Regions from separate parts of the Homo sapiens genome. Here region 1 is linked to region 2. The links are chromatin loops, found by intact Hi-C in ENCODE. Cell type or tissue: PC-3. All regions are shown on one strand. Each heading gives the region's core, and the rest is flanking DNA. Links, peaks and the distances in the headings are about the cores only. Region 1 overlaps SIPA1L1 (signal induced proliferation associated 1 like 1). Region 2 overlaps SIPA1L1 (signal induced proliferation associated 1 like 1).

What was found. A loop is a pair of places that touch in the nucleus more often than their neighbours do. Peaks named below come from ENCODE experiments on the same cell type or tissue, not always from the same donor. Only the 100,000 strongest peaks of a DNase experiment are listed, where the experiment ranks them.
Region 1: a loop joins it to region 2, with 4 times the contacts of the local background. A loop is called at or near these places in 2 of 110 quality-filtered maps.

The regions. Positions count from the first base shown.
Region 1 is chr14:71,440,717-71,457,305 of GRCh38, reverse strand. The region is part of intron 2 of SIPA1L1 (signal induced proliferation associated 1 like 1); the gene reads right to left. It also overlaps the pseudogene RN7SL683P. Among named protein-coding and RNA genes, the nearest start is that of SNORD56B, 51 kb to the right of the region's middle. In PC-3, for the core only: no CTCF peak of the experiment used is centred there; DNase peaks (open chromatin) are centred at 5,625, 7,435 and 7,835; H3K4me3 peaks cover 1,216 bases; H3K27ac peaks cover 2,327 bases.
Region 2 is chr14:71,364,602-71,381,190 of GRCh38, reverse strand. The region is part of intron 2 of SIPA1L1 (signal induced proliferation associated 1 like 1); the gene reads right to left. Among named protein-coding and RNA genes, the nearest start is that of SNORD56B, 25 kb to the left of the region's middle. In PC-3, for the core only: no CTCF peak of the experiment used is centred there; DNase peaks (open chromatin) are centred at 8,530 and 8,980; H3K4me3 peaks cover 1,401 bases; H3K27ac peaks cover 2,439 bases.

The sequences.
Region 1 (16,589 bases), core at 4,907-9,906, 78 kb before region 2:
AAAATGTTCATTGCAGTTTGTTTACCATATAGCCTGTTTGGAGAGAATAGGTCAACAGAAAAGCAGATGCTGACAATTTCTCTTTTACAAGGAATGGAAGAATGGAGGGTTGCTAGCTAGACAAGGAGAGCAGAAGACTATTTGAAGAAGGCAGGAAATAAAAGTCAGATGGATGCTAGGGCAGTTTGAAGTATTAAAAAATATATTCTACACAGTGTCAGTAAGTCTCCATTTAAAAGATATTTACTGTAATCCCAGCACTTTGGGAGGCCAAGGCAGTAGGATTGCTTGAGGCTAGGTGTTTGAGACCAGCCTGAGCAATGTAGCAAGGCCTTGTCCTCAATTTTAAAAATAAATAAATAAGAGAAATTTGGATTTCAGATGGCAATACTGATGTCCTATTAAGTTGGTTTCAAAAAACTTCTGCACAAACTTAATGCTGGAAGCAATAATTCTTATTTAGATTTATTCAATTCTCCAGATCAAGAAACACAAAAGGTTGTTTGGAAGAAAAATATATTTTATTTTAAAAACTGGATTCGTCCACCAGGAAAAATGAGTGAGTAAAGACTGAAAAATTAAAAACTTAAAAATGTAAAAGCTTTTTAGAACTGGATTAATATATAACACACTTTAGACATTCTGTTTTGTCTGAAAATAAACTTTAACTCTTCTGTAATAATAAGCCAACACTATAAGGATGCAAACAAAGTAATATAGAGTTGCCAATAATTATTAATGTTTTTTGGCTGTAATTCCTGGGCTATTTTATATAATTGTACATTTGGTTCTGCCTAGACATGCTATTCAGCTGGATTCATAAAACATACCACACTACCACACAAGTGCTGGCAGACCAATGTATAATAAACAGTTATCCACTGTAATATTTTAGTACATAAAATTGATAGGGTTGTATTTTTAATATAAGATGTTGAATACTTGTATCAATAAGAATTTCTTACATTTATTGCAAGCTTTTCAAACACAAATCTAAGCATATCATGAATGATGGATCAGTTAATGCGTGTCTGTTCTCTCTCATCTGATTTGCTCGTCTCTTTGCTTTTTTACCGTGGCTGCTTTTGTGCTATCCATGTACTATGCTCTTGCAGTTATACCACACAACAACTTGAGATGTTGTTTTACACATATTAGTAAAAGAAATATCTCAACACCAGGGTTCTGTCTCAGAGGATTGTTAAAAACTGTTTAGACCAAATTGCCAATTAAAAAATGATATTGCATGTGAAATAAAATAATTTACGTTTTTCCCTTTAGCTGTAAAAACAAAATCGCACACAATTTCTAAATACCATAAACACAATAGTAAATGAAAGAGTTTTGTCCAAACTAGTTAAGATGTCAAACCAACCAACAATAACCACCAAAAGTATATTAAACAAGTAATATATAAGTAAGAATACATCCTGCTACCGTAATATGTGAAGGGAAAGGCATCATAAATACTTGGAAAAAACAAGAAGGAACAATTTAACATAATGACTCAGGCATTGAAAGCAAACATATGTAGGTTCAAATCTCAGCTCAGGCCCTTACGAACTATGTGACCTTGTAGAAACCAATTTACCCTTATTAGTAACATGAGAACATCCACTGACATCTCACAGGATGATTTTAAAGATTAAATACTACATGCCAAAGTCTTTAGCAAAGTCCCACATATAAATTAAATTAAATAATAATGGTAAACATTATTATTATTGCTAACTTAAACTTCTTTCAATAAGCATTCGGAATTACCAAAAGACCATAACCTAAGATAATCAAATTTAATCATAAAAATCACACCAATTAAATCACACCAATTTCTAGTTTAGGAATTTTGTCTCGTGATCATATGGAACTCCAAAGAATTCTAAACTATAAACAAGCAATACAGACAGCGGGAATAAGCCATTCTTCCTCCTTTCTCCTAGTCCAAATAATTTAAGAAAAGGGATGAAAAAAAGCAAGAAAAACAATCATTTGGAATCAATCACTTCGCCATTCACTTGATCAAACAATGGCATACATTCAATCACAGCTAAAGATAAAACTAAACAATTTGCAAGTAAAGTTACAAAACTGCACACTCATTTCCTCTAACCTGTAAACCAACTTGTTACAGTTAACACTATAATGATTTTCTGAGACAGAATGCAACTATTCAAACAAGTATCTGTACATGATAAAAATATGAACTTAGTAAAAAGGCATGGCATTCTATCTCATTCAAATCTTCACTTGTACATTCACTCATGAAGGATCTAGCAGGTTCTGGCTCTGTGTCAGCCCCTGTCAAATATTAATAAGGCAATAAGGGTAATCCCTGCAGGAATACAGTATCCGTGAAAGTGTAAAGAACCTGTGACATCAGGTGTCCCGTCTCACTCAGCACATGATTCTGAACCTCCACAGTAAAAGGGCAGATAAAGGGAGTAACCGCAGTGACACCGGGTAGACAGAGCCAGAGCTTATAGGGCCCATCTCATGTGTGCTTTATCTGATCTTCATCTTGAAAGCTATGGTTTTATAATAAACAGCTTTTTGTTGTTTCTCCTTTTATTTATGGTACTCATTTGTTTAATCAGCATATTTGTTCAGTTGTAAGAAAATAAACTCTATACTGCCTTTGCACCCAATCAGGCACCAATTTCTAAGTGTCCATTTTCTAAGTGTCTATTCCATTCTTCGAAGATAGTTCCAAGACCACCTTCTCCAGAAAGCAGAAGCCTTCAATTAAAAAAATCACCTCTTTGCTGCTATGGTATTACATTTAATGATATTTGTACCTTTAATTAGATGCTTTAATTAAAATGTTTACTTAATATTAATATAAGAAAGTATAAATCAAGAACAACTCTCCATACAATTCCCTAATAGTCCTTTATCTGAGATTCAATAACTGCCAATCCACTTTTATATATTACTGGCGCCCAGGATAGCTAAAGAGTTGACAGAGAGTTGTTCAATTTAAACCAAAGGTTCTAAATACTATAGTTTTTCCGCAAGTAAAATCATAAGATCAGAGTTAGGACATTTCCATCTACCCTTTCTAATTATGTGACCTCCTTTAACCTTTTCCAGCCTCAATTGCCTTGTACATACAATGGGTATAACATGCCTATATCACAGTACTGTTAAGAATACAGTAAGAAAACATGGATGACAATGCCTGGCACCAGACCTGGGAACACAGGGTTTGTTCAGTCTCCATGTTATTTTAAGATGGCCAAGTGATGATCTATGAACTCTCTTTCTAGGATTTCTTTTTTCCTTTTTTTTTTTTTTTTTTTTTTTTTTTTTGAAACAATCTCGCCCTGTCACCCAGGCTGGAGGGGAGTGCAGTCGCACGATCTCAGTTCACTGCAACTTTTGCCTCCCAGGTTCAAGCAATTCTCCTGCCTCAGCCTACCGAGTAGATGGGATTACACGAGTGAGCCACCATGCCCAGCTAATTTTAGTATTTTTAGTAGAGATAGGGTTGCACCATGTTAGCTAAGCTGGTCTTGAACTCCCGACCTCAGGTGATCCACTTGCCTCGGCCTCCCAAAGTGTTGGGATTACAGGCGTGAGCCACTGCACCCGGCCTCCTCCATCTAAGATTTCTAATGCAATACTTCAAGGATCTCTTACTTTCATTTCATGATCAAAGAAAATTTAGTATTAAAAACTAAGAACTATACTCCAGTATTATGATTCTTATACAAATATTTCATACAGCTATTAGACTCAGACTTAAGTCTCAAATGCACTTTCTACTTGCATTAAATTTACTTGTAATTTTCTATCCTAGAGTGAGATTCTTTTCAAAGTTACGATGCAGCCTGGGCAGCACAGTGAGAACCTGTCTCTACTAAAAATTTAAAAAATTAGCCAGGTATGGTGGCACACACCTGCAGTCCTAGCTATTTAGGAGGCTGAGGTGGGAGGACTGCTCGAGCCCGGGAGGTCAAGGCTGCAGTGAGCTGAGATCGTGCCACTGCACTACAGCCTGGCCAGCAGAGCAAGGTCCTTTCTCCAAAAACAAAACAAAAGAAACCCCAAAAAAGCTAAAACCAAAGTTACTATGAATAAAGAAGGGATGAGTCATTATTGGCATATTGTTCTGAAGACAATTACTGCACTAAAGCCAGAAAGCATTTCCTTTTAGATTTCTTAAGTTGAATTATTTAACAAACATTTTAATTAGCTACATTGTGAAACAGATAGATAACTTTAAATATTTCACAATTTCAAAAATTCACTAAACATGGAACAGAAAGTCATTAAATTGGATCATCAAGCAGCAAAATTTGGATGTTGTATCTATTAGTGATTACCATAAAATATGACACAGAAGGGTCTAGAGATTTGAAAAACTTGGTGTACAGTATATCCTGAACACCAGAGGAAAATAATAGTTTCTGTGAATATCGAAATAAAGTCAAACTAGCAGAGATCAGTTTAAAAACCTAAGATTTAAATAACATAAGATCTCCCCAGAGGGGAAGTTCTTGAGGTCAAAGCACTAGTCCTCTTTAGTCATCAGGGAGATGCAATCTGCACAACAACAAATACCACTTCATACCCACCAGAATGGCTAAAATCAAGACTAAAAATACAATGTGCTGATGAAGATGTGGAGCCACTGGAACTCTCACACACTGTGTGTGAGAGTGAATCAGTAAACTACTTTAGTAGAAGGCTTTGCTTTGCAGTGTCTACTAAATCTGAACAAATATTAATACATATCCTATAGCTTGGTAATCCCACTCCCAGGTATAGATGCCTAACAGAAATGTGCACATATGCCCAAAAAAGCAAAAACAAGTATAAAAATACTATAACAGTATTAATAGTAAAATGGTCAAAATCTGCAAAACAAAAACAGATGTTCAGTAGTAAATAAAGTGTAGTATATTCACATTATAGAATACTACACTAAAAAATTATCCTTCCTATATACGAAAATGTGTATACATTTCTCAAACATTACATTGAGTACAACCAAAGAGTACATATTATATTATTTCATTTTTATAAAGTTCAAAAGCAGGCAAAACAAAACTATGGTGACATAAGTCAGAACAGTGGTTACCTTTGGTAGTATAGGGGGTGGTTGGTACTGAAATGGGAGAGAACATGAGGGGGGGGTTTCCTGTAATGGTGGTGGTATCCTGATTTTTAATTGTGATGCTGGTTATACACTTGTGTTAAGTTTGTGAAAACTTATCAAAGGTGAAAACGTAGGATCTATCTGCTTTTCTATATGCACGTTAAGCTTTTTAACTTATAAGCAAGTAAGTCAAGGTATTTATATATTTTATATAAGCAAAAATATACATATTTGGAAGACCAGAGTGGTGTTTTGTTCACGAAATTGTTTTTGATGTATATAATTCCATGCATTTTTGTCTTATATAATGACCATTTTCCCTTCTCTCAAATATTTTAATTAACAAGTAAAAATTGTATGTGTTTATCATATACATGTTGTTTTGAATTGCGTACACACCAGGAAATGGCTAAATCGAGCTAATTAACATATATGTTACCTGACATACTTTTCATTTTTTTGTGGTGAGAACATTTAAAATCTACTCTCTTAGCAAGAATGTAGTACACAGTCATTAACTTTAGTCATCATGTTTTACAAGAGAATTTTTTCTTTTTTTTTTTTTTTTTTTTGAGACAAGGTCTCGCTGTTACCCAGGTTGGAGTGCAATGGTACAATCACAGCTCACTGCAGCCTCCACCTCCTGGGCTCAAGTGATCCTCCCACTTCAGTCCCCTGAGTAGCTGGGACTACAGGCATGCACCACTATGCCTGGGTAATTTTAAAATTTTTTTGTAGAGACAAGGTCTCACTATATGGCCCAGGCTGGTTTTGAACCCCAGGGCTCAAGTAGTCCTCCTGCCTCAGCCTCCCAAAGTGCTGGAATTACAAGCAGGTGCCTGGCCTGCAATATATTTCTTATCTACTAACTTATTAACTTATCTATTAATTTATTCTTCCTATCTAACTGAAAAATTTGTACCCTTTTTATCAAATATCCCCCTCCCTAAAACCCTCACTATCCCCCCTTCTCCCTGGTAGCTACATTCTACAATCTACTTCTGAGTTCAACTTTTTTATTTTGCATATGTAGGGGAGATCATGCAGTCTTTCTGTATCTGCTTATCTCACTAACATAAAGTCCTCCAGGTTCATCCATGTTATTGTAAATGAAAGCATTTCCTTCTTTTTTACGGCTATACAGTATTCCATTGTGTATATATACCATATTTTCTTTACCCACAGATCTGTTATTAGACACTTAGATTGATTCCATATCTTGGCTATCATGAATAATGCCACAATAAACATGGGAATTCTGATACTTCTTCAAACACTGATTTCAATTCCTTTGGATATATACCCAGCAGCGGAACTGCTGGATCACATGATAGTTCTATTTTTAATAATTTAAGGAACCTCCATATTGTTTTGCATAATGGCTATTCCAACTTACATTCCCACCAACAGTATGCAAGGGTTCCCTTTTCCCCCATCCTCTCAAAACACTTGCTATATTTTTTGTCTTTTTTTAATAACAGCCATTCTAACAGGTTTTAATAACAGCCATTCTAACAGGTTTTAATAACAGCCATTCTAACAGCCGTTCTAACAGGTAAATAACATTGCAGCTTTAATTTACATCTCTCTGATAATTTCTCAAATATTTTAGAATAAAACTTTTTATGGCTCCGAAGTTGAATGCAGTACTAGATAGAGCCATAAATTAAAAGTCTGTAATCTAGAAAAGTTTTCATCAACAATAGTCAAGATGTCTTTTTTATTCATTAACTAGCTGAACACTTAATGATATAGAAAGTTTGGCTACCCAGAATGACTCATTTCTGTGAAGTTTTGTTTAATGAACAGGTTTATTACAAAGATTTTAAATCCTTTTATATAAATGAGTACAGAGTCTTAGAGAACACACTATCGAGCTATAAACTGACACCTTAGGAAGTAAATTAAATCTACTGTATCAGTACAAGGGTGATGAGAAAATCAGTAAGCCCTCCAAATAGAAATATGACAGAATATAAATCTAAATATAAAGTTACATATATTTATTTCTGGTATATCTGTATATTAACACATAAACACACTATCAAGAATGTAAATAATCGTAATAGAAAAATTATATAAAGATATATTTAGCAGAAATATTACATATATCTCTGGGTTTAGGATTTGGGATAATTTTTATTTTTTAAGTTTTATTTTACTGTTTGCATTGTTAAAATGAACATATATCATTTTTAAGGTTAAAAAATAAGCTAAAAGATCTGAGAAAAAGACAGTTCCTGTTCAAAAAAATGAGTCAATGCGTGTTTTCTTCCTGATTCACAGAACAAATTAGTGGGAGAATTTTCTCAATTTTAAGACCTTTCTCCCAATGTTAGCCTTCTGGCATCTGCCAAAGTATACCTACAAGCAAATACCAACAAAGCTCATATAGCAGAACAAATAGAACAGTAGCAGAAAACTGGCACTAAAAGAATTCATAATAACATTAATAAATCATGCTTAACTGAGACAGTCCCCCCACCTCACCTCCAACCCTGAGCCAGCAGTTGTGATTTTATGTTACGTACATATAACTGTGTTCATTTTCTGCTAGTAAAATCGTTCTTCGTTCCTAAGATAGAATTAAGTATACCAGTATTTCCTGATTTTCTATTAAAATCACATAACTTCCAGGTGCTCCATTATCTGAACAAAAATAAGGACCTAGAGGCATCCCTGTCACCAGATGTGTAGCCTTGTGACTAATGTTAGCTGTATCTTAAAGACAAGAAAAGGGAAAAGGTGAATTCAGCTCTCTAGGAGCTCAGTAGTAAATTACTCACCAGGTAGAATTCTGCCCATTGTCTCAATTACTCTTCCCCAGACAACTTCATTTGTTCAGAGAAAAAAACAAAAGCCCAATCTGGTTTATTCTCCCAGCTAATCAAGCCATCCACACAAAGCTGAACTAAAACCATAACTAGAGTTTAAATTTCCTGATTCCTTCCTTGAAAGGTAGTCTTACTAATTAGGTAATTTACAACAGGGCCTTGGCAAACCAAAGAGGAAACCTGAAAAAGCAGCAGCCTTTTGCTGTCCCTCTGGCTTTAATCACCATGAAGGTCACCCAGTCCTGCCATCAACCAGCTCTCCTACTTTGGAGAAGCAGGCTGACTCAAAGAGCAAACACCTGTCTCTCATAGTAATGACTTTATTCTCCAGGCCTAACTTTATAAATGAGAAAACTAAGAGAGTAAACAGCTCTATTAACACTGTTGTCATTTTTTAAAACAATTCTTTTAAAGAGATGGGGTCCTGCTATGTTGCCCAGGCTGGAGTGTAGCAGCTATTCACAGGCACAATTCCACTACTGATCAGCACAGGAGTTTCCAACCTGGGCCAGTTGACCCCTCCCTTAGGCAATCTGGTGGTCCCCCACTCCCAGGAAATGCTGAACTTAGTAGGGACACTCAATTGGCATAGAGCACTACAGCTTATAACTCCTGGGTTTAAACAATCCTCCTGCCTCAGCCTCCTGAGTTGCTAGGACTACAGGCAGGTACAACACCCGGCTTACAATTAGACTTGAAATGCAGGCTGTTATGAAGAGTCTCTTGGCTACAGTTCAAGGGAAACATAACACATTAATGCAAAACATCTTCAGCTTTCCCCAATTCCACTTATTTCAGCCCATTTCAGAAATGTCTTCTTTATTCCAACTTGAAAATTCATGTTATACTTGTTATAAATGTCAAACGGTTTTCAGAATATAGAATTCCAGTGGCTAGAGTTAGATGCCTGGGAACACAACTAGCCCCATAAACCTTGGGCAAGTTGCTTAACCTCTCTGGGCCTCAGTTTCTTCAGCTCTAAAAAGAGGATAATACCTACTCCATAGGACTGAGGTGAAGGTCAATACATTAGAGCACTTAGGAAACTCTGTGGCACATGGCAACTGATTGATCAATAAAGGTCAGTTATTACTATAATCATTGGTGTGGATGATGTTATTGCTACCAGAAAGACAACCAAGAAAGCGATGGAAGCGTAGGAAAAAAAAGTGCAAAATAAAGGAAAGAGAACTAAGAGAAAGAAGAATGGCAGCTGCCATGTAATAGCCAAGGGGCATTAGACAAGTTCCTTCAGTTTCCTCATCTACAAAACGGAGATGACATCCACTTGCTCCATCACCCTCCTCACAGGACTGTTCTGGAAGCCACAAGAAAATATCTCTGGCCACAGAACAGAAAGCTAAATGTCTTGCATTGTCACTGACCAGAGGGGCTCAACAAACCTTGGAATACCATGAACTTTCACAATGAGCCATTAGTCAAATAACTATGCACATTAAATGAATATTCTGGATACCACTCTAACAAAAAAATCAATAGTAGGCCAGGCATGGTGGCTCACACCTGTAATCCTAGCATTTTGGGAGGCAGAGGCAGGCGGATTGCCAGAGCTCAGGAGTTCGAGACCAGCCTGAGCAACATGGTAAAATCCCGTCTCTACTAAAAAAATACAAAAAAAATTAGCCAGGTGTGGTGGCACACACCTGTAGTCCCAGCTACTTAGGAGCCTGAGGCACAAAAATCACTTAAGCACAGAAGACAGAGGCTGCAGTCAGCAGAGATCATGCCACTGCACTCCAGCCTGGGCAACAGAGTGAGACCCTGTCTCAAAAAAAAAAAAAAAAAAATCCACAGTACATGCTTTTAAAAAATCAGATTAAGTAAACCATAGTAAAGTATCCACTACCTAGTGACACCAAATAGCATCCCCATAATTTTGCACTGGCAGAATAATCAGAACTCTTAGGAAGCATCTGCCATCAATTTTAAAAGGCAACCCTAAAGTGAGCTGTGAAACCCAAGTACACCATAGCACCATAGGCTTGTTAGGGGTCCCACAGCAAATCCAGCTGAGTAGATCTAAACTGCCTCTTATTTAGGCTATGAACATTTGAATAAAGTTATTTTCAAGCTTTGTTCTTTATTATATCCTACAAATTTTCCTTTCACTACAATACTAACATAAAAGCTAACAGAGGATAAGCGTGGTGGCTCATGCCTGTAATGCCAACACTTTGGGAGGCTAAGGCAGGAGGATCACTTGCCCAGGAGTTCAAGACCAGCCTGGGCAACACAGTGAGACCCTATCTCTACCAAAAAAAAAAAATGTAATTAGCTGAGCATGGTGGTGCATGCCTGTAGTCCCAGCTACTCAGGGGGCCGAGATAGGAGAATCACTTGAGCCTGGGAGGTCAAGGTTGCAGTGAGCCATGATCATGCCACTGCACTCCAGCCTGGGAAACAAAGCAAGGGCCTGTCTCAAAAAAAAAAAAAAAAAAAAAAACAAAAAAAAAAACAGAGCCCATCTCTCTTTATTTGCAGGATCTACTTAACTCAATTGGAAATGTATTTTCAAATATGGTTTGTCAAGGAGAGATGAAGAAAAGGCAAGAGTTTCACCCCTTACTGTTTCAGAAGGAGAATTTGGGACTGCAACAGAAAAAGTCATTCAGACACTCTGACCTAATAATTCTTATCCTAGATAATTATCCTAAGAAAACAATCAAGCATTTATATAAAAATGCACACACACAAAAAAACACTGAAGACTGATTTGTAACAAGTGATTACACAAATATATAACAAGATGAAATAGTAAATTCTTTCTTTCTTTATATTTTTAGAGACAGTGTCTCGCTCTGTCGCCCAAGCTGAAGTGCAGTGGCATGATCATAACTCAGCTGCAGCCTGGAACTCCTGGGCTCAAGCGATCCTCCTGCCTCAGCCTCACAAAGAGCTGGGATTACAGGTGTGAGCCACCATATCCAGCCTCTAAAAATTATTTAAATAAGATAAAAAATTCAAAAGGTATGCTAAACATAAAAAGCAGAATACAAAACATACATACAATAGAATTCCAATTTTGTTTTAGAAAATACATATGCATAGAAAAAGAGTAAAAGAAATATAAGAAAAAAATATTAGAAACCCAAATGAGCATGGTTTCTTTTTTGATTCCTATTTTCTGAATTAGCTAAAATCAGCTTCTTTTACTTACTTAGTTGGCAAAAAACAATTCCTTTAAAATAAACAAAAAGTGTGAGCCAGGCATGGTGTCTCATGCCTGTAATCCCAATACTTTATGAGGCCAAAGTGGGAGGATCACTTTAGCCCAGAAGTCCAAGATCAGCCTGGGCAACACAGTGAGATTCCATCTTCTACAAAAATAACAAAATTAGTTGGGCATGGTGGCAAATGCCTGTAGACCCAGCTACTCAGGAGGCTGAGACGAAAGAGCACTCCAGCCCAAGGAGGTCATGGCTACAGTGAGCTATGACTGGGCCACTGCACTCCAACCTGAGCAACAGAGCAAGGCTCTGTCTCCATAAAAATAAAATAAATAAATAATAAAATAAACATAACAATGTGGTTTCAATTAACAATTCTGTTAAGTTACCTAATATCTAAATTACTTACTTTGGTACAACTACAATAACTGAAAGAGAAGATGTATTTTGCAAAAGTAGTAATTCGAGTAAGAAATATTTGTCATCCAAATGTTACAATCAACAAATGTTGGAAATATTTACACTGAGAGTGTTTTACATTTGAGAGATAATTGTGTAATATTAATATCAAATGCATGACTCCATATAGTACATATGCACTTAAGTGAACCACCAGTACAACCGATTTGAGAGAGATTATCCAGTCTCTCTTCCCATGCACATCTAAAAACTAAAATTAGTACAGACAAATTCTGCCAGGCTAAAATCAGACTTTGTTTCTAGATACAAGAATTAAAAAAAAAAACTTAGACTTTATTTTAAAATAAAATTCCCGAGAAAGAAACAGTGATCAGTGTAGCTAAACAAGATTAAATTTCAGCTCCAGCTGATAACTTCTCTCATCTTAAGACAAAAAAAGTGAATTCTGATTCTAATCCTACTCTCTCACCAAGGCCTCAGACAATTGAGAGTTCTCTACATATCAGGAAATATACAGGAGGTCACAATTTTGAAAGAACAAAGTTTTCCTTCTTTCTATGACATCAGAAGATTTTCAGCTTAATAAATGGATTTTTTCTTACGCCAGGATAAGTAGAAACTGTCAATGAAGCAATTAGATTGCATGTTGTCTTCCACTAACTATAATTATTTCATATGAACATGTTTTCTTTCTCCAAATAAAATGCTTCTAAAGTTCATATCACAAATATTTTATACTTAAATGTGGTATCTGTTAGCTTTTGCTCAGCCTAGAACCACCTGGAACCACCTGGTCCTGGGGTGGAGGTATCTTCCCATGTTTAGGAACTGTCTCTTCTAGGCACAGAACAAGCACTAGCTAGTAGCTCCCTATACAGGCTTTAGTGGCAAAGAGCACTTCATCAGCTTCTTTATAACATTCCAAAGCTGAGAGTATCCTTTGTGACTCCTTCACATAATACAAAAACTCCAACTCAACAGTATGCAGGTAGAAAGTCTAAAGGGTCCAACTATGTTCTCTCAGTGCCAATAAGAGGGAGCAGCAGACACCTACCTGGGCCTGGCTCAAAAACACCTCATGACACCATTCTCCAGGGACCAAAGGGAAAGAGGTCAGTCTTGCTTTTCACAGTCACACTGAGAACACTTACTGTCTTTACAAAAAAGTAAACCACAACCAAGCTCCCAGGATGAGCAAAAGAAATGCCAATCTGGGAACTGTAGATAGGAAATGGTCTCAGGCATTGAAAAATTCGGTGGATATTCATTCCCTATTCTGAGAACCATGAATTAGGAGAGTCTGGGAACTTTTTACCTTCTTCTGAAGTTGCTCTGATTTCAAAACGCTATCCTATAACCCCCCAAAAAAGTACTGAATGGAATACTTTTATTTTTTGAGAGTGAATGCTAATTTGATTGAGAATTTTATAGTGTTCTCATTGAAGTAAATGAAATCATTCTTTGTGTTCACAGAGAGGTGGGAAGGGCTGTAGCTCCGTGCTATTTGTAAACGCTCTGAGCACCTAAGAGGCAACAATCGGTATTACTTTCGAGAACGTGAATTGGCTAATGTACTTGCTAGGTATATGCAGAAACTAGACTTCAGGGTAACTGAACATAAGACATGGAACATCCTAACACCGCTGACATCTAACCTTCACAAATGTTTTTGTTCTGCTTTGCTTTAGTGGCTGTGATAGGATTGCCTGGACAGAAACTAATAAATGAAGAAAAACAAGATTGTCTGGACTTCACATACTATTTATCTCCTATGGGTCCAAGATACAACATGTGTGACTCTAGGCTCTTCTCCCTTCTACCTAGGCAGGTGCCAAGGAATGTACTCCACAGACCTGTGGAGAGGGGGATTCCTATGCAAGTTATTTGCAGCAAGAGGATGACAGTGGGTCCCCAGTGGGGGACAGTGTGGCACCTCTGTAACAGAAGTTGTCCCTAGTGATTTCCTTTATTTCTCAGAAAAGTGTTGTTGCAACTATGGTTGCAGATATATGTGTATGCCATCTAATACTGTAAGTCTGGGTTTTAAAAGTCTAAATTCTACAGAGTAGAAATTATTCTGCTTAACCCGCTTAGCATAACACAAGCTCATTACCATCATGAAAAATAATTCCATCAAGGCAGAGATTATTAGGGAAGGGCTCCTGGAAGCACACTTGTTGGTTTTCCAAAGGTCTTATTGCATGTCATCTCAAGTACATTAAATACTGGCAACATCTCTGCTTCAACTTGATAAGTGGCTTCCATTTGAAAACCAATTTCATTTTATATTTATTCAAAAGCCCATAAAAAGGATTACAAGGAACTATAAATACAAACAAGCACAAAAAGATAAAATTCTTTATCAATGATTAAATATTACCAGTTTCCAGAATTCGTGTATTGATTAGCCCCAAAAATTACTTTTATAAAAAATATGATCAGCAACAGACAAGTACCTAGAATATCACTAAAGTCTTGTGTATGATGCAACAATTACCTCCTTCACACTAGATACTGGACTACAAAATTATAAAATGGAATTCTGAAAGGCTAAATATTTTCAGACAGAGTAACACTGAGATTTCTTACAGAATAAAAACCGAATCTCAGGACATTTTGAACACAGGCACTGTAAGCACAAAGTTTACCTCCCTAACTAATACTGTAAACTGGTTCCAACATGAATTATGTCCAGAGGTTTCTAAATGATATTCCAATAACCATCTCAATGTGCAACATGCCATACATTATCCTTAAGAAAATGTAAGACGTCACAAAAACATAGGCTCTTTTATGATTATCAAATCTTTTTGTTTGTTTGTTTTAAGAGACACAGTCTTGTTTTGTTACCCAGGCTGGAGTAGAATGGCATAATTATAGCTCACTGCAGCCTTGACCTCCTGGGCTCAAGTGATCTTCCCATCTCAGCCTCCCAAGTGGCTAGGACCACAGGCACATGCCATCACGCTTGGCTAATTTTTATTTTATTATTTTTTTTATAGAGACAAGGTCTCACTATGTTGCCCAGGCTGGTCTCAAAGTCCTAAGCTTACGCAATCCTCCCACCTCAGCCTCCCAAAGTGTGGGGATTACAGGCATGAGCCACCACACTTAGCCAATCATCAAATCTTTAAACAATCACTGTTTTCTCCTATTTTCCTATTTTGCCCTATCAGAAAAAACTTAATATTTATAGACAAAAGAAAAAAAGTACAACACAAAGAAAAAAATTTATAGACATTTCTCCATTTATTTCAACTTTCTCTTCATTAGATGTTAACAAAATAACATTTTTCATGTTAATTACTATAATTTAAAAAAATAAATTCCAAGTTGCCAGGGGAAAAATCTCATTACTCTTCCATGCTTTGGCAAACCTTCTTATGCTTCCATCTATACTCTGGGCTTTGAATCAAGTAAATGAAATCTTGGCTGGAAAAGACATACATTATTAAATAATTTAGGATACTGACCCTTTCTAATGCAAAAGGAAGAGAATGTCAATACTATATGTTCTGAATTTTTTTAATTAGCCCGCAAGATTTTACAGTTTAAGTTACTTCTTTTTTTTTTTTTTTTTTTTTTTTTTTGAGACAGAGTCTTGCTCTGTCATCCAGGCTGGAGTACAGTGACGCGATCTCAGCTCACTGCAACCCCAGCCTCCCAGGTTCAAGCCATTCCCCTGCCTCAGCCTCCTAAGTAGCTGGGACTACAGGTATGCACCACCATGCCTACCTAATTTTTTGTATTTTTAGTGAAGACGAGGTTTCACCCTGCTGACCAGGCTAGTCTCGAACTCCTGACCTCAGGTTATCTGCCTGCCTTGGCCTCCCAAAGTGCTGGGACTACAGGCAGGAGCCACCACACCTGGCCATACATTTTAAGTTACTCCTGATCTACATGGTTATTTTATTATCTAAAAAGGACTTTAAAGTGTTACTAACATTTTAAAGCAACATATCAAAAAAAGTTTTAATCTTTATCACTAACTAAAACCTACGGAACTAAGAGAAAGGAGTGTTAATCAAAAACTTAGCCAGTCTTTCCATCCACTATAGTAGTTACTGTATACGAACAATTACCCGAGATTTATCCAACGTTCATTCAACAAGCATTTATTTAGTACTTACATGTCCCAAGCACTATACTCTGCCATGGAGAGGCAATAATGAGCATGACAGACATGGTACCTGAATGCAGGAATCTTAGAGACTATGTCCCTCCATGCCACCACTTTAAGCTCAAAAGAAGCATAAAAGTATAACCCTTTCCAAATAGCAGTATGATGGCTATGTTTTTATAAATAATCTAGATGGCTAAAGGTTCAACCCAAGATCCTTTGGGAACTTCTGGGCAGCAATACAAGGACAGAGGCCACTAGGAAGCTGGCTCTTTTCTGGGACTATGGAAGCCAGCCTAGGGAAGGCCACACCAGATCCCATCTAAATATTTTGGCCAGCCTATGCTCCAAGGGAAAATCTCCCTCTGCAAGACTTTGGATCAGAAACAGATCCATAAATAACCTCCATCAGTGGCAGACTTAAGAGGCTGTGTATGTAAAATAAGTTGCAGAAATTCCATTATTCAAACAGACAACACCATGTTTCCAGTCACCTCAAAGCCATGAACTCACCAAGGTAACAAGATGCTGAAAATTTATACCATCAGAATTATAATCCATTAAACAAACAACTAGATTTAATGATCTTTCCCAAATAGTAAGTCTGAAATTTGTTTTTTTACACTGAATCTTAACTTTCCTTAGTGATATCTTTTAAAGAACTTAGAAACAATTTCAGTTTTATGCAAAGATACAGCTAAAGACAAAATTCAAGTTCAGTATGAAAAAAGAGGTATCACGCACCTTCACCTACCCCAAAACCATCAATGGTTTCTCAATACCTACATTAAAAGGGTAAAAATTCTTTGATTAGGCACTCCAAGTCCTAGACAAGTCAATTCCAACCTAAATTTTCAAATCCATTTCTCTGTACACCACTCCCCATATACACCACTCCAGGGAAACTGAACTATTCTTTCTTATCT
Region 2 (16,589 bases), core at 6,995-11,994:
ATCCCAGCTACTCGGAAGGCTGAGGCAGGAGAATCACTTGAACCCGGGAGGCGGAGGTTGCAGTGAGCCAAGATCACGCCACTGGACTCCAGCCCAGGCGACAGTGCCAGACTCCATCTCAAAAATAAAATAAAATAAGTCATATCAATGAATGTCTTATATTTTGTACAAATGCCAATTGCACTATGGGGGTAATAGTCAATTATTAATATTCCTTTTTTCCTTCATTTCTTCCCATTAAGGGTGGGAAACTTCTACTTTTCCTCACTTGTGAAATATGCTTTAAGAGGCTTACATGGGCAGCATATAAGTGTTGCTAAGCTGCTAGTACTTGGATCTTTGGTCTTCAAGTGCATGGATTTTATACTCAAACATGACAATAACTACATAAGTATTATGATGATTAAGAGATCAGACAGGGCTGGATCTAAAAGGCCTGAAAAATAGATATTGTATCCCTACTCTACTTGGAATCATTTCCCTGCTTCCCAAGGCTAAGAGCTATGGCTCTCTATCAAGGCCTACCAACCCTGACATTGCATAGATTTTAGATTTCTTCTACCCTGCTATCCAAAAAACTTAAGAGTCCTGTATCCTATTCTCTTAAAGTCTTGTTCTCCAGATAAAACCAAATTTTTGTCCAGAGGCCAAAGGCAGATAACATCCCAGGATATAACTTCTTCAGTAACAACACAGGCAATTAACAGGAATCTTTGGAATGCATCGCAAAATACCAGACTGAACATGGAGCAATTTAGAGGCCTGTAAGTTCTTGAGCATTTAAGTACCATATTTGGGCAGCTGTCTACCTTCATGCAGGACTGTATCTGGGATATGAAGAAGTTATGAGATGAGCGTCATTTTACAAAGCATGGGACAAGTTTTACACCACAAAGGATATTCAACTAAAAGTTATCTACAAGAACCATTTAATTATCAAAGGACATAAACACAAATAATTTAATTCCTAACTATCCAAAAGTATGTTAATTATTCCATACACAATTTTACACACATTAGGTATGTTTTTAAACCCTTTTCTATTACCTTACAAGTAAGATACCCTTAACAACTCTGTGAAGTTTACATTTCTGGGTGAAGAAACTAGCAGTATATTTACATGACTTAGATTAAAATGGCAACTCTGTGACTTTCAAATCCTAGGTCAAAGAAACCTCTATTCTATATTATTATTATTATTTTCAAAAAGAAGGCACTTGAAAGAATATGGCAATAATAAGTTATCAAAACACAAAAAATAGCTAATCATTTACAAAAACATTTTATGTGATAGTGAGCCCCATAACAAAAAAAGACGGTATTAAAATTGTAAAATGGAAAATGTATAAAATACTGCTCAATGTCTACCAAACGAAGCACAAAGAAAGTAAACACCACTAATACTTTCTAATGTAAATGAAATCTACAGCAAGAAATACATTAGTTTTCAAATCACTGAAATAGACACCATACGCGCACGCGCGCACACACACGCACTCTTTTTTCCTTACATGGCAGAAGATAACACTGAATTAGTGTTTTATATTTTAAAGATCAGGTTAACAACAATGTATGTCAATTAAAAGTCTTACTGTGCCAGGTGCAGTGGCTCACGCCTATAATCCCAACACTTTGGAAGGCTGAGGTAGGAGGCTCGCTTGAGGCCAGTACTGGGCAACACAGCGAGACCACATTTCTTTAAAAAAAAAAAAAAAATTAATTAGCCAGGCACGGTGGCCTGCACCTGTAGTCATAGCTACTTGGGAGGGTGAGGTGGGAAGACTGCTCAGGCCCAGGAGTTTGAAGCTGCAGTGAGCAATGATCAGGCCACTGTATTCCAGCCTGGGCAACAGAGTGAGACCCAGTCTCTTAAAGGAAAAAAAAAAAAAGAAAGAAAGAAAGTCTTAATGTAATGTAAGTAAGTGGATGACACTTACCTCCATTCCCTCCGGAAATGACAACAAAGAACATGACAGAAAAATATGAAAAAAAGGCAACAGCATATGAGATGTCAACAAAATTCTGACAGATAGAAAAGCAACACATAACTGGGAATTGATTTAGCAAACTGGAGAAAGCTGAAAACGAAGTGTGAGGAAGTCACCAGGAGGAAGCAATCTATTCATGATACAGAACTTCAGAACGGCTAAGAAACTGAGGTACTAAGGGGTGAGGCTGAAAATGAGAAGAACTAGATCAATAAGGGGACTACCATTGAAATGGCAGGGCCCAAACAGATCATCCAGAGGCAAAGGAATGCCAGCCTCACCACACACAGAGCTTCTAATCAACTTTTAAATAGAGTATTACCATCAAGAGTATAATTATGAAAAGCAACATTTCATAATTATAAAGGAGACAATTCATGAAGGCATACAATTATGAATGTACACACATCTCAAAATAAATGAAGCAACAACAGACATAATAAAAAAAGGACAATGACAAAATCATCATAGATTTTCAATGTATCACTCAGTGATAGAACAATTAGACAAAAAAAAAAATCAGGAATGACCTAGAAGTTCTGAAAAACACTATCAACCTAATTAACATTCACAGAAAATGTGGCAATTGAAAAAGACACATTCCTTTCAAATGCACATGGTACATTTATCAAGACAGATCATATCATATGGTGGGCTCTCAATAAAAGGATTGAAATTCCACAAATATTCTCTGACCACAACAGAATTAAATTAGAAATCAATAACAGGATATCTAAGAAAATCCCCAATGTATGAAACAACACACCTCCAGAGCTCATAGGTCAAAAATGAAACCAAAAAGGAAATCAGAAAACATCTGAACCAAATGGCAACAAATAGAAAACATGTCTTATTTTAAATGCTTAATAAAAGAAAATAAGAAAGATCTACCACAGTTACCTAAGGTTCCACCTTAAGAAACAAGAAAAAGAGCAAACTAAACCCAAAATAGAAAGAAGAAAATAACAGAAAACAGAAGTCACTGAAATGAAAAAAAGACAACAGAAAAAATTAACACAGCCAAAAGCTGAGTCTTTAAAAGTACCATATCAACAAAACCGACACACTTTTAGTTAGAGTGATCAAAAAAAAAAAGACAAAACACAAATCATTAGTATCAGAAATGGAAATACAAAACCAAAAAACCAGAGATCCTATAGACATTTAAGAAGATTAGCTCTCCCTCTCCCTCTCCTTCTTTCCACTGTCTCCCCCTCTCCCTCGTCTCCATCTCCTGCTTTCCACGGTCTCCCTCGGTTGCCGAGGCTGGACTGTACTGCTGCGATCTCGGCTCACTGCAACCTCCCTGCCTGATTCTCCTGCCTCAGCCTGCCGAGTGCCTGGGATTGCAGGCACGCGCCGCCACGCCTGACTGGTTTTTGTATTTTTTGGTGGAGACGGGGTTTCGCCGTGTTGGCCGGACTGGTCTCCAGCTCCTGAACTCGGGTGATCTGCCCGCCTCGGCCTCCCGAGGTGCCAGGATTGCAGACGGAGTCTCACTCACTCAGTGCTCAATGTTGCCCACGCTGGAGTGCAGTGGCGTGATCTCAGCTCGCTACAACCTCCACCTCCCAGCCGCCTGCCTTGGCCTCCCAAAGTGCTGAGATTGCAGCCTCTGCCCGGCCGCCACCCCGTGTAGGAAGTGAGGAGCGTCTCTGCCTGGCTGCCCATGGTCTGGGATGTGAGGAGCCCCTCTGCCTGGCCACCCAGTCTGGGAAGTGAGGAGCGTCTCTGCCTGGCCGCCCAGTCTGGGAAGTGAGGAGCATCTCTACCCGGCTGCCACCCTGTCTGGGAGGTGAGGAGTGCCTCTGCCCGGCCGCGACCCCGTCTGGGAACTGAGGAGTGCCTCCGCCCGGCCGCCCCGTCTGAGAAGTTGAGGAGCCCCTCCACCCGGCAGCCGCCCTGTCTGAGAAGTGGAGAACGCCCCCGTCCGGCCGCCGCCCCGTCTGGGAGGTGGGGGGGCACCCCCGCCCAGCCGCCACCCCATCTGGGAGGTGGGGGGGCGCCCCCACCCGGCCGCCGCCCCATCTGGGAGGTGGGGGCTGCCTCTGCCTGGCCGCCCCATCTGGGGGGTGGGGGGGCCCCTCTGCCCGGCCGCCACATCTGGAAAGTGAGGAGCCCCTCTGCCCAGCTGCCACCCCGTCTGGGAGGTGTACCCAACAGCTCACTGAGAACGGGCCATAATGACGATGGTGGTTTTGTCGAATAGAAAGGGGGAAATGTGGGGAAAAGAAAGAGAGATCAGATTGTTACTGTGTCTGTGTAGAAAGAAGTAGACATAGGAGACTCCATTTTGTTCTGTACTAAGAAAAATTTCTCTGCCTTGGGATGCTGTTAATCTATAATCTTACCCCCAACCCCGTGCTCTCTGAAACATGTGCTGTGTCAACTCAGGGTTAAATGGAAACGATGCTTGAAGGCAGCATGCTCGTTAAGAGTCATCACCACTCCCTAATCTCAAGTACCCAGGGACACAAACACTAAGGAAGGCCGCAGGGTCCTCTGCCTAGGAAAACCAGAGACCTTTGTTCACCTGTTTATCTGCTGACCTTCTCTCCACTATTGTCCTATGACCCTGCCAAATCCCCCTCTCGGAGAAACACCCAAGAATGATCAATAAATACTAAAAAAAAATAAATAAATGAAATAACTGATGCTGGTGAGATTAAAAAGAAAAAGGAATACTTAAAAAAAAAAAAGTTGCCTGATTTTTTAGTTTTTCAAGAGTAGCTTAAATCTGGATCACGTGGAACCTCCTGATTTTTAAATACTGGCAAATAAATGATTTTCTAATAATTGTAAAAGCCAATTTGCTAATCAAAGTAAACCCAACATGCCTACTAGAAAAAAAAAAAGAAGATTATAAGAGAACACAATGTTTAACTATGCCAACAAACTCAACAACTTACATGAAATGGACAAATTTCTTGGAAAATTGAACCTATCAAAAATAACACAAGAAAGAAAAAGTCTAAGTAGCCATATATTTTTTAAAGACATCAAATCTGTTATTTAAAATATTTCAAAAATGGAAATTCTAAGTCCATATGATTTCACTGGCAAATTCTATGAAACATTCAAGAAAAAGATTAAACCAATTCTACATACACTTTTTCAGAAAACAGAAAAGGGATCAAAGCCCAACTCATTTTATAAGGATAGCATAATGCTGACACTAAACAAAAAATAAGAATCACAGACCATTAATTGAGGCACAAAAATCTTTAACAAAATTTTAGCAAATTAAATCCAATACTATATAAAAAGGTATACCATGAGCCACCACAGTTATCACAATAATGCATTTTTGGTTTAACATTTAAAAATCAATCCGTGTAATACATCATATTAACAGATTAAAGAAGAAAATGCTCAGGATCAGTCTAATAGACACAGAAAAGGTATTTGACAAAATCCAATAGACATTCATGATAAAAATTCTCCACACACTAGAAGAGTAAAGAACTTTATCAAATAACTGAGGACAAATACAAAAAGCTAAAACCAATATAATACTTAAAGGCAAAAGACTGAATTATTTTCTCCTGAGAAGAGTAAAGCAAGAATGCTTGATATCACCACTTTCTAGTCAACACTATACTGGAATAAAGCAAGAAAAAGAGGTGTAAAGCATAAAGATCGGAAATAAAGAAGTAAAATCTCTTATTTGTGGAACATGATCATTTGTGTAGAAAATTCCAGAATCTAAAAAACAACTACACTATTATAAGAAATGAATTTAACAAGATTGCAGGATACAAAGCTGATGTAAAAAAAAATCAAGTATATTCTTACATATTAGTAGCAGACAATTAGGAAATAAAAGTTTGCTTTAAATCCCACTCATGGGCAGATGGATATTGGTATATATTAATACTTATATATCTCTTTCCCACCAAAATGGGAAAATAAAGAAAGATGACCACACAGAATCTAGGAAATAGAAAGTCCACCAAAGGAAAAAGCCCAAGAGAATCCCCAAGATGGTGGTAAAAAGAAGTTCCAAAATGGCAGCTCCCCAGAGGCTAGAAAGCAAGCAGCTCAGAACCAACAGGACACAGAACCCCGAAAGAGACAGTGCCAAGAGAAAACCAGAACTGAAGAATTCTCTAATCTGCTTTACCCTTTGAGTTGTTATAGTTCTATAAGAATATTTAGAACAAAATTATTGTTTGATAAATAGAAAGCTAAGCAAATAAAATGGTCTGTCTCTATTGGAGAAACAGTTGGAGAAAGAAATTATGATCACTGAAAACTCTGTGGTCACTGTCATCAACATTCAAATGATAATACTGTAAATACTGAATGATGGCTTGACCAAAACTTAGGTAAAATTATCATTGAGAGGATGGGGAAAGGGAAATAGGAGGAGCCAAATCCTTACCTTGTATAGGAAGAAGTCAAAATATAATGTTTGCAATTGAAAACTACAGGCTATAGGAGTGAAAATATATTATTTAGATATATGGCAGTGAATGCGACTAGAAACAGCAAAAAAAAAAAAAAAACTTTCAAAACGGTTGCCTCAGAGAGAGAAGCAGGAAGCATACAGCATAGGAATTTTTCTTTCCAAGCCTTGTATTACTATTTACTTACAATTTAAACCAGGCATGACCACTTTACTAAAATTAAAAATTAAAAATAATATACTTTAGATTTCTGTGAAAACTTTGTTTAAATGTAAACTTCATACCACACTGTCAGTTTCTGTCTTAATAAAACTATAGATTTATAAAAAATAATAAATACTATAAATAAAAATCTATAGTGTGCAACCTTGAAGGCTCTATCAAGAAAATACTTTTAACTGAATACGATTTCTCCAAATAAGTTTACCGACAAAATTAGTTGGAATAAAACATATAAGAGTATATAAATAATTACAAAAAATTAACTCTTACTGATAAATTGAAGAATGAATCGTTCAATAAAAGCATTTAGTAAAATACTACAAAAACAGTCCTATATCAAATATCTCCGGTTTCCTGATAAATACTGCAAATGGCAGTTAAGTAAAAAAATTTTGTCAAAAATACTGACATCATTCTAAAGAATATACAATATGCCCATGGGATCTTCTAAACATGATCACAGGCATTCTATTTCAGTTCTTTGGCTGTCTGCAGTAACACGAAGTACTTTCAAATACTACACAAGAGCTCCAAAGACCACTTCCTTGCATTCATAGCAGAGCTGCCCTGAATGGACACTTTACCAGTCATTTCAAACAGAATGACTCTAAACTCCACTCCAGCCAGTGTGCAGAGGGTGAACTGAGTCTAAGGATTTTTTCTTAACTTTTTGTAGGGACATTTCATTATGTTACCCAGGCTGGTCTTGAACTCCTGGCCTCAAGCAATCCTCCTGCCTCAGCCTCCCAAAGTGCTAGAATTACAGGCATGAGCCACTGAGCCCAACCAGGGTTTCATTTTAAATAGCTTTCAAATCACAAAGGTATCAGGAAGGAAGAAGAGAGGAGAAAAAATATAAAATTTTGAAAAGTATATACATTTTTAAATACTGGTAACTTTTTTTTTTTTTTTTTGGAGACAGAGTCTCACTCTGTCACCCAAGGTGGAGTCCAGTGACGTGATCTCAGCTCACTGCAACCTCTGCCTCCCGGGTTCAAGCGATTTTCCTGCCTCAGCCTCCTGGGTTCAAGCAATTCTCCCACCTCAGCCTCCCGGGTAGCTGGGATTACAGGCGCCAGCCACCACACCCAGCTAATTTGCTTATATTTTTAGTAGAAGCGGGATTTCACCACGTTGGCCAGGCTAGTGTCAAACTCCTGACCTCAAGTGATCCGCCCACCTCGGCCTCCCAAAGTCCTAGGATTACAGGCGTGAGCTACCACACCCGTCCAATACTGGTAACTTTTTTTTTTTTTTTTTTGAGACGGAGTCTTGCTCTGTCGCACAGGTTGGAGTGCAGTGGCGTGATCTCGGCTCACTGCAACCTCCACCTCCCGGGTTCAAGTGATTCTCCTGCCTCAGCCTCCCGAGTAGCCGGGACTACAGGCACGTGCCACCATGCCTGGCTAATTTTTTGTATTTTTAGTAGACATGGGGTTTCACCGTGTTAGCCAGGATGGTCTCGATCTCCTGACCTCATGATCCGCCTGCATCGGCCTCCCAAAGTGCTGGGATTACAGGCATAAGCCACTGCACCCAGCCCAACACTGGTAACATTTCAACCCATTCCTTTAGATGTTTGTTAGGAGATTATCTGGAAATTCTAAAATACTATCCACAGTTCCATCCAATCAGAAACATTTCAATTAAATGAAAAATGTTAATATACCTAAGAAAACACTCAAGGGAACTCTACAGATGTAGGCTCCATCCTCTGGAGCAATTTCTCACTGAAGATTTATGTGACCCAGGTACTTATTCCTGTGTTTGTAAAGCATAATCTGTGATTATGCAACTGAATATTACAGACACCCCAGGCCATTCTGTGTTTAAAAGTAAGTGTTTATGGCTATAACTTGCCAAACAACCATAATACCACTTAACCTCGGTTCAACTACTGCTTGAATGGACTTGTTAGGATTACACTGAAATACAAACACAAAATGAATACTAGGCCAAGGAATGTGATGTCAATATACTGAAAGAGGAAGAAAAATTCCTTACATAATGCTCCTTAGTCACTAGGACAGAATGTACATGAATATTTAAATTCTACGTACTGAAAACGTAAATGTAGAACACAGACAGAAATAGCGAATTGTAAATTTTGGAAAAAGAAGTAAATTCCTCTAAGAGGAATGTCATCTCAAAAAACAGCTCCTTGTAGATGGCAATAAAGTATAATGTTGTTTCTGAGTCTATTCAAGTAAATTAATCTGGATACGGGAGAAAAAAAGAAATTGAGAATTTTGTTTAAATGTATTGTTCAGAGCAGAATGCCCAAGGTTTTATTTGAATCTATGCATACTGATAGCAACTAAAAGTCATTACCACCCAATTGCTTCCTGGAAGCTGACTAATTCTGAGTGCACAAGTCTACACAGGAAGGTGAGCCAGCATACTCATTCTCTTCTGTCAGGCAATCACCCAGTATATACTGACCAAAAACATGTCCTTTAAAAAATTAAAACCATGAACGAGACAGTATCATAATATCTGAACTGTGGTTTCTCATATTTTCTAACCTCTTAATAAAATAAAGGGTTCAGCAAATAAGTCTGAGTTCATCAGATTTGTTTCAACCATTCAGCAATCATGTTAAACTTGAGATGCATTAAGGAGATCAAGTAAGGGTTAAGAGGCTGACACCATCACCTGACCTCTAGACTATGCCACTTAGAACTGTTTTATTTTACCACTCAAGTGAAATGTGACACAAGAGTATACAAAGAATACATGTGAAACCATACCTTTGCTTAAACTCCAATTATAGTGAACATTATTGAGAAACAACCATCCATAGCTCCATAAAACACTCAATTATGCCTATAATAAAATAATAATAGATATTTTAATATGCTTTGAAGACTCTGGCCAGGCACGGTGTTGCAGGTCTGTAATCCCAGCACTTTGGGAGGCAGAGGCAGGTGGATCACTTGAGCTCAGGAGCTGAAGACCAGCCTGGACAACAGGGTGAAACCCTGTCCCAACCAAAACAAAACAAAACAAAACAAAAATTAGCCAGGCATGGTGATACATGCCTGTAGTCCCAGCTACTTGGGAGGCTGAGGTGGGAGGATCACTTGAGCCAGGGAGGTCGAGGATGCAGTGAGCTGAGATCACACCACTGCACTCCAGCCTAGGTGACAAAGCAAGACTATGTCTCTAAAAAAATAAAAATAAAAATAAACTTTGAGGCTGCCTTCTGTTACTTTCATCAGTAGAGACAGACCATTTTAATCTTTCATCTTTCATGAATAAACAATCCATTACAGAAATATTGTCCTTATCATTACTCAAGGTAAGGCAACCATTACTACAATTCCACTTCGAAATTCATTTTGATTACCACTGCCCAATGTTCTAACAAGTATTTCTTATTCACACTAATAATACTCAGGATAATGGCTGATTAAATATAAAGTGAACTACTTAGTCTAATAGTATGTCACCAATGAGAAAACAGCATTATTTATCAAGGTCATCCTGTTATTTAATAAATAGAATTAAAGATCAACTTCCCCCATTTAGTGGCCTTTTTCACTCCAAAATACCACTCTTATTATTAAATTCATTTAGTATTTGCCTTTATATTATAGTATTAATGTATATCACTTTTATTATAAGTACTTTCTATAGAATAGATACTGCAGAGCCTGGACTATTTCTGCTTATGTTAAATTATTACTATTTAAAAACAAGATATACAAATATAAATAACATAGAAACTAAACTGTGATGTCACAGACACAAGGTACCATTTATGATTTGGCAAAATCCTGGGCGACTGTTGAGCATCACAGTTGGAATCAAGACCTTTGAATCCTAGATTCATAACTGACCTTGGGCACGCAAGTTGGCCTCTCTGACTCTCCATTTCTAAACGCTTCAACTTCACCTGAGTAACACCCACATGAAGAAATGAGATAATGTATGCTCTTAGTACATATATGTATAATAAGCTCTTAGTAGCCACCAAAAATAAGTACTGCCCCTTACTGTTGTGTTGGTGTTACTACTGAAGGGCAATTATACAGCAGTCACACTAAAGGAGTTACACTTAAGCAATGCACACACCTGTCTTTAAAAGTCTATCCCAATAGTGAAACAAGAATACCACAAAAATAAGAGCCAAAGACAAAAACCACATGATTATCTCAATAGATGCAGAAAAAGCCTTTGACAAAATTCAACAACCCTTCATGCTAAAAACTCTCAATAAATCAGGTATTGATGGGACGTATTTCAAAATAATAAGAGCTATCTATGACAAACCCACAGCCAATATAATACTGAATGGGCAAAAACTGGAAGCATTCCCTTTGAAAACTGGCACAAGACAGGGATGCCCTCTCTCACCACTCCTATTCAACATAGTGTTGGAAGTTCTGGCCAGGGCAATTAGGCAGGAGAAGGAAATAAAGGGTATTCAATTAGGAAAAGAGGAAGTCAAATTGTCCCTGTTTGCAGACGACATGATTGTTTATCTAGAAAACCCCATCGTCTCAGCCCAAAATCTCCTTAAGCTGATAAGCAACTTCAGCAAAGTCTCAGGATACAAAATCAATGTGCAAAAATCACAAGCATTCTTATACACCAACAACAGACAAACAGAGAGCCAAATCATGAGTGAACTCCCATTCACAATTGCTTCAAAGAGAATAAAATACCTAGGAATCCAACTTACAAGGGATGTGAAGGACCTCTTCAAGGAGAACTACAAACCACTGCTCAATGAAATAAAAAAGGACACAAACAAATGGAAGAACATTCCATGCTCATGGATAGGAAGAATCAATATCGTGAAAATGGCCATACTGCCCAAGGTAATTTACAGATTCAATGCCATCCCCATCAAGCTACCAATGACTTTCTTCACAGAATTGGAAAAAACTACTTTAAAGTTCATATGGAACCAAAAAAGAGCCCGCATCGCCAAGTCAACCCTAAGCCAAAAGAACAAAGCTGGAGGCATCACACTACCTGACTTCAAACTATACTACAAGGCTACAGTAACCAAAACAGCATGGTACTGGTACCAAAACAGAGATATAGATCAATGGAACAGAACAGAGCCCTCAGAAATAATGCCGCATACCTACAACTATCTGATCTTTGACAAACCTGAGAAAAACAAGCAATGGGGAAAGGATTCCCTATTTAATAAATGGTGCTGGGAAAACTGGCTAGCCATATGTAGAAAGCTGAAACTGGATCCCTTCCTTACACCTTATACAAAAATCAATTCAAGATGGATTAAAGATTTAAACGTTAGACCTAAAACCATAAAAACCCTAGAAGAAAACCTAGGCATTACCATTCAGGACATAGGCATGGGCAAGGACTTCATGTCCAAAACACCAAAAGCAATGGCAACAAAAGGCAAAATTGACAAATGGGATCTAATTAAACTAAAGAGCTTCTGCACAGCAAAAGAAACTACCATCAGAGTGAACAGGCAACCTACAAAATGGGAGAAAATTTTCGCAACCTACTCATCTGACAAAGGGCTAATATCCAGAATCTACAATGAACTCAAACAAATTTACAAGAAAAAAACAAACAACCCCATCAAAAAGTGGGCGAAGGACATGAACAGACACTTCTCAAAAGAAGACATTTATGCAGCCAAAAAACACATGAAAAAATGCTCATCATCACTGGCCATCAGAGAAATGCAAATCAAAACCACTATGAGATATCATCTCACACCAGTTAGAATGGCAATCATTAAAAAGTCAGGAAACAACAGGTGCTGGAGAGGATGTGGAGAAATAGGAACACTTTTACACTGTTGGTGGGACTGTAAACTGGTTCAACCATTGTGGAAGTCAGTGTGGCGATTCCTCAGGGATCTAGAACTAGAAATACCATTTGACCCAGCCATCCCATTACTGGGTATATACCCAAATGACTATAAATCATGCTGCTATAAAGACACATGCACACGTATGTTTATTGCCGCATTATTCACAATAGCAAAGACTTGGAACCAACCCAAATGTCCAACAATGATAGACTGGATTAAGAAAATGTGGCACATATACACCATGGAATACTATGCAGCCATAAAAAATGATGAGTTCATGTCCTTTGTAGGGACATGGATGAAATTGGAAATCATCATTCTCAGTAAACTATCGCAAGAACAAAAAACCAAACACCGCATATTCTCACTCATAGGTGGGAATTGAACAATGAGATCACATGGACACATGAAGGGGAATATCACACTCTGGGGACTGTGGTGGGGTGGGGGGAGCGGGGAGGGATAGCATTGGGAGATATACCTAAGGCTAGATGACGAGTTAGTGGGTGCAGTGCACCAGCATGGCACATGTATACATATGTAACTAACCTGCACAATGTGCACATGTACCCTAAAACTTAAAGTATAATAAAAAAAAAAAAGAAAGAAAAAAAAAAAAAGAATACCACAAAAATAAAACAAACAAAATGTACAAAAAACATAAAAGCTGCCCCAGAAAAGGTCTAGTATATTTTCTAACAACAACGAAAAAGTCTAAGTTCTATTCTGACTTGAGTAAAAAAGGTTTAAGATTTCACACTGAAGACATTTACTACTTAACCCCCAATGCCCCGGAAATAAATCTTTTAATAAGAATTAACTAATGTTTTAATTAAAAAAAAAAAAAAAAAAAGGAAGGCCGGCACGCTGGCTCATGCCTGTAGTCCCAGCACTTTGGGAGGCCGATGCAGGGGAGTTACCTGAGGTGAGGAGTTCGAGACCAGCCTGGCCAACATGGTGAAACCCCGTCTCTACTAAAAACCCAAAAACTAGTCAGACGTGGTAGTGGGCGCCTGTAATCCCAGCTACTCAGGAGGCTGAGGCAGGAGAATCGCTTGAACCCCGGAGGCAGAGGTTGCAGTGAGCCAAGATGGCGCCATTGCACTCCAGCCTGAGAAACAAGAGCAAACCTGTCTCCAAAAAAAAAAAAAAAAAGGCCGGGCACGGTGGCTCACACCTGTAATCCCAGCACTTTGGGAGGCCGAGGCGGGCAGATCACGAGGTCAGGAGATCGAGACCATCCTGGCTAACACGGTGAAACCCCGTCTCCAGTAAAAAATACAAAAAAATTAGCCGGGCGCGGTGGCGGGCGCCTGTAGTCCCAGCTACTAGAGAGGCTGAGGCAGGAGAATGGCAGAAACCCGGGAGGCGGAGTTTACAGTGAGCAGAGATCGCGCCACTGCACTCCAGCCTGGGAGACACAGCGAGACTCCATATCGGGAAAAAAAAAAAAAAAAAAGCAATGAATGTTCATTAGCTTTTTTATAAAAGTGAAAAATTAGAAACAGGCTAAACGTCCATCCAATGGGAATATATGAAAAAATGTATACAGCTATTAAAAGAATGAGAGAAGTTTATATATCCTTACATGGAATGATCGAAGACATGCTGTTAAGTTTAAAATAAAAAGGCACAAACACACAAAGTATTACTATTTATGTTAAGACAACCAAAAAAATGTATGTCACATACATACATATTTATGCACTTACATGCATACCAAAGGATTAAAAGTATGCAACTAACAGTGACCTCTGGGCATTATTCTGCATAATTTTGTGTTATTTGACGATTTCTGTGAGACCATATTTATATATTTCTTGTGTAACTTATAGATCCCAAGAAAAGCAAGCTAATAAACGCACTAGGTTAAAACTGAGTAAAAATAAGTTTTAAAAAGCACTTTATACTTTACAAAAATCCTTTAACATATTACTTAACTTGATCCCCACAATAAGCTTTAGAAATTACAGTAGTGTCCTTACTTTTAAAGAGAGAACAGACTCAAGTAGTTATTAATCCACAGTTAATAAATGCAGAGCCACACGCCTGTAATCCCAGCACTTTGGGAGGCCGAGGCGGGTGGATCACGAGATCAGGAGATGGATACCATCTTGGCTAACACAGTGAAACCCATCTCTGCTAAAAATACAAAAACAAAATTAGCCAGGCATGGTGGCGGGCGCCTGTAGTCCCAGCTACTCGAGAGGCTGAGGCAGGAGAATGGTGTGAACCCAGGAGACGGAGTTTGCAGTGAGAGATCACGCCACTGCACTCCAGCCTGGGCGTCAGAGCGAGCTCCATCTCAAAAATAAAATAAAATAATAAATGCAGAGCCAAAACAGAAACATGGTCCCAACTCTAAATTCAATGTTTATACTACAGCACCTCCAAAAACTGAAAACACTGGCATCTATACCAAGGCATTCTCTCTCTCTGCAGTGCTTCTGGTTCCTGTGAAAGTTCAAAGTGCAGAGGAAAAGGCAGTAGAATAGGAGTCAAAAGACCTGGATTCTAGTCTTGACTACACCACCACTAAGACTTCATGATAAGTCAAACTCCACAACAGTAATTATCTGTAGCTGCACAACAGATTCAACAGTGATGCTTTTAAAAAATACTAACTACCCAGGCCTGACCTCTAGAGATTAAGACTTAATTGGTCTGGGCTATCAGGACTTCTATTAAAAGCTCCCCAGGTTATTCAAGAACCACAGCTTTAAGACTTAGTAGCCTTGGCCAGGCACAGTGGCTCATGCCTGTAATCCCAGCACTTTGGAAGGCAGAGGCAGGAGGACGGCTTGAGCCCAAGAGTTCAAGACCAGCCTGGGCAAGATGGCAAAACCCCATCTCTTAAAAAAAAAAAAAAATTAACCAGGCATGTTGGCAGACAACTGTAGTCCCAGCTACTCAGGAGGCTGAGGTAGGAGGATGGCTTGAGCCAGGGAGGTAGAGGTTGCAGTGAGCCAAGATCTCAGCACTGCACGACAGCCTGGGTGACAGAGCCAGACCCTGCTAAAAAAAAAAAAAAATACTTAATAGCCTTGCCTGATAAAAATAAAAAATGTTAAAAACCATGTGTGCTACATACTTCACATAGTTGAAGGAAGAATGCAATAATATATAAACAACAAAATGCCTTAGAAATGCAAAGGAATTATTATTTATTAATTTAAACATGTACTAAACTTGTATGCTCCACTGGGATAGAGAGAAGCTGAGAAACTACCATGTCATCAAACAACTACTGAGCAGTGAGAAAAGGCACACAGACGACACAAAGGCAGTCATGACTAATAACCTCAGGGTCTCAAAGTGCCTACGGGCAATAGTGGAAAGAGGGCTTTGAAAAGGCCGTGCAGAGGAGACTCTTGAGCTAGATTTTGGCATTATCGACAGTGGGGCACAGCATAGGTAGGCAAGTAATTCAAGATGTTCTAGGCCCAGCAGGGTGGCTCATGCCTGTAATGGGATGAGCTGGGGCACTTTGGGAGGCTGAGGCAGGAGGATTGCTTGAGCCCAGGAGTTCAAGACTAGCCTGTGCAACATGTGAGACCCTGTTTCTACAAAAAAATAAATTAGCCAGGCATGTGATGTGGTCCCAGCTACTCAGCAGGCTGAGATGGGAGGATGGCTTGAGCCCAAAAGGTCAAGGCTGCAGTGAGCCGTGATCGCACTACTACACTCCAGCCTGGGCAACAAGAAAAAAAAAAATTGGCCTAGCATGGTGGCTCATGCCTGTAATCCCAGCACTTTGGGAAGCTAAGGCAGGTGCATCACTTGAAGCCAGGAATTCGAGACCAGCCTGGCCAACATGGGTGAAACCCATCCTCTACTAAAAATACAAAAATTAGCTGGGTGTGGTGGCATGCGCCTGTAGTCCTGGCTACTGGGGAGGCTGAGGCATGAGAATCGCTTGAGCCCAGGAGGCAGAGGTTGCAGTGAGCCAAGATCGCACTACTGCACTCCAGCCTTGGCTACACAGTGAGACTCTGTCTCAAAAAAAAAAAAAAATTGATGTTCTGCTGGAATATGCAGATGATGTGCTGTAGGCCAGAGGTTCTCAGCAAGAGGTCTCAGGGCTCTGAGGAGTCTGCAAGGTCATAATTATGTTAATAATAAAACCAAGACACATAATCACCAAAAATTAGAAACAACCCA